Linked DNA regions of Homo sapiens: region 1 is linked to region 2. A link is an interaction called in ENCODE POLR2A ChIA-PET data of the cell type or tissue named here. Cell type or tissue: Panc1. All regions are shown on one strand. Links, peaks and the distances in the headings refer to the core of each region. The heading gives the core; the rest is flanking DNA. Region 1 overlaps IRF2 (interferon regulatory factor 2). Region 2 overlaps CASP3 (caspase 3).

Evidence for each region. ChIA-PET counts read pairs that join two places held together with the same protein. Peaks named below come from ENCODE experiments on the same cell type or tissue, not always from the same donor. Only the 100,000 strongest peaks of a DNase experiment are listed, where the experiment ranks them.
Region 1: POLR2A ChIA-PET joins it to region 2 with 14 read pairs; 21 of 35 experiments call an interaction of 5 or more read pairs at or near these places.

Annotation. Positions count from the first base shown.
Region 1 is chr4:184,469,325-184,472,244 of GRCh38, reverse strand. The region is part of intron 1 of IRF2 (interferon regulatory factor 2); the gene reads left to right. Among named protein-coding and RNA genes, the nearest start is that of IRF2, 3.8 kb to the left of the region's middle. In Panc1, for the core only: no CTCF peak of the experiment used is centred there; no DNase peak of the experiment used is centred there; H3K4me3 peaks cover 104 bases; H3K27ac peaks cover 893 bases.
Region 2 is chr4:184,637,560-184,640,479 of GRCh38, reverse strand. CASP3 (caspase 3) reads left to right here. Exons shown (of 8, transcript NM_004346.4): 3 at 2,012-2,079. The coding sequence starts at 2,027. Among named protein-coding and RNA genes, the nearest start is that of CASP3, 10 kb to the left of the region's middle. In Panc1, for the core only: no CTCF peak of the experiment used is centred there; no DNase peak of the experiment used is centred there.

The DNA.
Region 1 (2,920 bases), core at 120-2,619, 170 kb after region 2:
AACTTTCCTTTATTCTTCTTTTAGTGGGAGAAGGGGCAAAAGTAGAAACCTAAAAAATCCTGGGAAAAGGAGCCTTTTCTGAGGAAACTTCAGCAGATGAAATATTTAAGACTTGAACTGGGATCTCTAGGGGGAACGTTGGAACATCTATTGATTGATGTGTCAAAGTCCGGAATTTCACTGTAATTAGTGAACGATTATAACTTGTAACTTTGTCTGTTATGTAAGAAATTACATTTTGGTCTCTTAGATCCAAGAGTTCTTGTCTGTTACGATTTGTAACTGCTTGTTAAAATTAAACATTTACATATTTCATTCTCAGTGAGTTGTCATTTTTTTGTTAGAGAAAGTTCCAGTTATTTCAGATTTACTTACCTGTAAAAATGTCAGCATAATCAAAAGTAAGGATCTGTAGTCAAACTGGAAGCAAATTATGGCAAACACATGCGTGCCATGAAGTTCTGACAGCCTTATGAACAATGGTCCCACTTTTATCCCACTTTCTGAAACACTTTATTAGGCAAATAGTGCACCAGAGCAAAAGATGTTTAAACTTACTGGAAAAATAGACACTTTGGATGCTCCACATTTGATGTGCATCAATTTTCTCATGTTACCAACGATGTTATATTTTTATTCTTAACATCATCTCGTACAAAACTGTTGTTTTTAGAGCATTTTCACATAATATCCTTTTGATAGTGAAAAACCACTGTACTCTATCTAAATGGAGTATCTGGGTTATAGTTCCCTTATCTGCCTTATACCAAAAAGGGCTTAACGCAGACAAGAGAATTTATGTACACACTCAATAAATATCCTTAGAACATCTATTATAAGCCAGACACAGTGCTAGCCTCTGTATACTCAACTGACAGCGAGAAAGACAGCATCTTTACACTAGGTTGTGTTCTGGTGAGTGAGCTGACCATTAACAACAAAAAATATAGTTATTACCTTTTGGGGTTAGCTGTAAGGAGGATAATAATAATTTTTAACTATATCTCGTAAGTGTTGCTTTCATGAACAATTGAGATACTGTATATGAAAGAACATTGCATAAATTATGGCAGTCTACAAATGTGTAAGGCATTAACTTTCAAAATTATATCAGATTATTCTTAGTGTAAAAAGGCCAGATAATCATGACTGGATTAGACACTATCTTTCTCATAGAATTTCCAGCAAGGAGGGATTTTACTTCTGAGCATATATAAATAATGATAAAAGATTAAACATGGAATAACTTTTATATAAAGTATCAAAAAAATTTCACAGTGGAATCCGATATTGTCAGTGAATTTTTTCCTGTCAGAAGGAAAGTTAGGTGGTATCCATGGAGACCAAATGATATGGAAATAACAGTGATTGGACCAATGTATTTTCCCTCTTTATGTCAGATAAGAAAATCTTCCCAAGCCTCTCTGTGCTTTAGTCTGAATCTTCTTCACTCTCGTGTCAACTTCTTCATTATCTGTCATTGCAGGTGTGCACTGGGCTGATTGTAGTATTTTGCTTTTACCACCTTTTTTTTCTTTTCTTTTTTTTTTTTTTTGAGGCAGAGTCTTGCTCTGTTGCCCAGACTGGTGTACAGTGGCACACTTTCAGCTCACCGCAACCTCTGCTTCCAGGTTCAAGCAATTCCTGTGCTTCAGCTTCCCGAGTAGTTGGGACTACAGGTGTGCGCAGGCGTGCGCTACCATGCCTGGCTAATTTTTGTATTTTTAGTAGAGACGGGGTTTCAGCATGCTGGCCAGGCTTGTCTCGAACTCCTGACCTCAGGTGATCTGCCCACCTCAGCCTTCTGAAGTTCTGGGATTACAGGCATGAGCCACTGCGCCGGCCTGCTTTACCATCTTGGCTCATGTGCATTTATTGAATGCTTACTGTGTGCCCAACACTGTATATGTGACAACATACATGAAAGTAAATATTAACTGATAGCATATATTTATAACATATATTACAATACGTAATATATGCAAATAAACGAAACTGCGGTGAAATGTCAGTTATTATTAGTAAAAATTAGTTCTTCTTTTCATCTGTATGAGACATGATGTTCCTTCCTGCACAGGGGTAGGAGGTCAGGACCTTCGGTCTCTGCCTGCCCCGTCGGCCCCCTGTGTTTGGCCTGAGTGTAATCAGTGGTCGGTGCACGATGCCAGCTTCATGCACAGTGTGCTGAATTGAGGAGTGGCTCTGGTGGCGGGAGTGACTGATGGAAAAGTGGGTGAGGAAGTTCCATCAAACTTTAATTTATCAACAAAGAACAAAGAATGATGAATAACATATAGGGTCCAGATTTGAACATGAAGACAGTATTTTTTATAGAGTACCAAGGAAAACACACAAGCAGGAAACACAGCTCACAGGTCCCCTTTGTCCCTGGGACTCCGTCTGAGGCTCGTTGGATTCAGAGCAAGCAGCAGGCCTGAAGTCTTGGCATTGACCTTCAAAGATCCCCTAAAAATAATTTTCCCCCTCAGAAGCTCCATCTTATGACAAACTGTCTCTGAAACAAATTGTGTTTATTTAAGTAGACTTCATGTATCCTTTTTCTTTTATTAGAGTCAAAGTCTCACTCTGTCCACCAGGCTGGAGTGCGGTGGCTCGATCATAGCTCACTACAGGCTCAAACTCCTGGGCACAAGTGATCCTCCTGCCTCAGTCTCCTGAGTAGCTGGGACAACAGGCATGTGCCACCCCAAAGCCCGACATACATTTTTGTGTAGAGACGGGGTCTCGCTATGTTGCCCAGACTGGTCTCAAACCCTTGGCCTCAAATGATCCTCCCTCCTCAGCATCCCAAAGTGCTGGGATTATAGGCGTGAGCCACTGCACCCGGCCCTAGTGCCCATTTTTATTCCTCAGAAACACATATGACTTCCAGTCAGAACTCCTGATTGCCTTGAGAAAA
Region 2 (2,920 bases), core at 275-2,774:
TGTATAATTATTCTTCTATCTAAAGTAAGATCTAATGGAAGATAGGAACTTTGTCTTGTCTTCCACTCTGTCCTATTTCCCAGGATGATACCTGGCACAAAGTATTTGTTTACTGACAAACTAAAAGATGATTTATCCCAATTATACTCACATCTTCCCTTGATTTTCCAGAAAGCCTACAGGAAGTAAGATGGTAGAAAAGCAAAGTCTTCGTAGAAATGCAGAGCATAGACTGGCTCTTGGAGAAGGTCAAACATCACCCTCTCCTGTGGTTAAATTGAGATGGTGGCACTGGCTGTCTTCTATATTATTGCTGCACCTTTCCTCACCAGGGGTGCACACAAAACTGGGAGAGAGGGGAGGAAGGAGCTTAGCTTTGTCTTAATAGAAGGGAAGAAATGATGTTTTCCAAGAGACCTTGAAATTGGGGACCTTGGTAAAGGTTTCAGTTTGGGAAGATAAAAAAGTCCTGGGATGGATTCCAACAGTGTAACTGTACTCAATGCCACTGAGCTGTACGCTTAAGAGTGGTAAATTTTATGTCTATTTCACCACAGTTTTAAAGATTAAAATTTTTAAAAGTGGGGGAAGTTACCTAGGACTTTCTAGAAGGACTTTTGAGGGTGAGCAAGTTCTGTTATAGGCTTGTGTATTATTTTGGTATTTCTGATTTTATCATAGGAGTGAGGTTAAAGTTGTATTTTGACTGGAATTTTTGACATTGTCAGGGTTTCTAGAGTGTGGAGAAGGTCACTCAGTATTTTTTGTTTTTGTTTTTTGTTTTGCCTTTGTTCTTGTTTTCCTCTATTTAGGGAGGTGGATTGCCATGGGAAGTACCTTTGCTTCGAAAAGCCAGAAAATGCCTGGTAGAACTCCAGAAAAGTAGTAAGGAGCTGGCTTCTTCAGAGGCAGCATAGCAGAGTGGGAAGAGGGCCCTGTCACTTAGATTGTGACTGTCGACAAAGTCACTTAACCACCAGAAGTTGGGTTTTCTGACGTTTAGAATTTTGAAAAGATTAAAACTGAGTGCCTTGCAAAGTACCTGGTATATATTAAGTGCTCAATAAGTGATAGTTGCTTTGATTCTAAGAACTGGTTCACCTTGTGAGATATAATTGTGTAATGGAAGAATGAAAGCAGAAACTTTAGTTTCTACTTTTACATTTCCTGGGCCATTTTACTACCCTAAATGAGAAGCTGGGCTTCCAAAACCCACTTTAAAAGTAAAGACTAGGCCGGGTGCGGTGGCTCTTGCCTGTAATCCCAGCACTTTAGGAGGCCTAGGTGGGCAGATCACTTGAACTCAGGAGTTTGAGACCAGCCTGGGCAATACAGCGAGACCGTATGTCTACAAAAAATACAAAAATTAGCCAGACATGGTGGTGCATGCCTGTAATCCCAGCTACTCGGGAGGCTGAGGCGGGAGAATTTGAGTCCAGGAGATCGAAGCTGCAGTGAGCCGTGATTGCGCCGCTGCCCTCCAGCCTGGGTGACAGAGTGAGACCCTGCCTCAAAAGAAAAAAAAAAAAAGAATAAAGATTAATGGAGATTTGGAACATCTTGATACTGTATCTTGGGAATCTAAGCATTGTAGAATTGTGTTATGTGAGTTATACCATTGTGGTGGGAAGTTTTTGATTTTTGTTTTAACTGTGTTGAGTTGCAGTTCTTAGAAATGACCCGAGGTGTTGTCTTACAAAAGAAATAAACTGTAATCTGTATCTTGATCTGATGAGGGTATGTAAATATAAAAAATCGAGCTGTATACTTTCTATATGCTTTATGTAGTTCACTATATATAATTCATAGCTCAATTAAAAAGAGAGAGAGAGGCTAAATTGTATGTACCATTGCAAAGAAATCATTATCCCCAGAACTGACTCACATACACCTTTAACAGTAGAGGGAGAACTGAGGTATTAATTTGGAAAAATAATCACTGGGATAATTAATATAATGCAGTGGTTTTATGACTGATTTTTTATTAACTTCTATTTTCTTTGTATTCTAGTTAATAAAGGTATCCATGGAGAACACTGAAAACTCAGTGGATTCAAAATCCATTAAAAATTTGGAACCGTGAGTATTTAAATTGAATTCTTTATAATCAGAGAAAGATGGGGATGTGTAATAAGCAAACCTCGAGCAGTGGGGCAAGAGGAAAGAGAGTGGTCTCTCTCTCAGGCCAGAGAGACCAAGTGACTTCCTACCTCAGACAGCTGTGTGGCTTTGCATAAACTGACTTTTCTTCTCTGAACCTCGTCTTTAACATGGGGCTAAAACTTTCACAGAACTGAAGGGAAGATGAAAGGAAAGGCCTAGTAGGGTGTGTGACCCATAGTTGGAAACCTAGTCCTGGAACCAAAAGGACACCACAGGAGAGGCAGGACTCCCAAGCGCCGGTGCTTTCTACCCTCCCGAATCGCTCTATAGGATTAGAGGGTTTAGGTTTGGGAGGAGTTTCTTGACCTCTTGTTTATGAGTTTTTACGACTAAAATGCAATGCCAGTTTTCAGTCCGGGGACAAACTGCCTAGTTATGGATGAATTTTACCCTTTTTTTCCCCGTGTCTTTTTGGAATATTCTGCTTATTAATGCTTCCAATAACTAGCAGATGGAAAAAGGAAAAAGATAAAACTCAAATTCACTTTTTAATTCTTGTCTGTTATTATTTATTTGGGATCTCTCGTAATACTTTAAATTCTGAAAGTTTATTTCTGAAACCCAGTATTGTTATTCTCGGCTGCCCTGAATATTACAAACTAATTTTATTACTAAACAATATGATTACAGAAATACTATTAACAAGTTACCACTAAAGATTTCACAATTTTGTTTAGCAAAGGGATTTTTCTAGAAAGTAAACTTTTAAAATGCAGTCCCATTTTAGAGAGTTGTTGCTGTCATTTAAATCATTTTA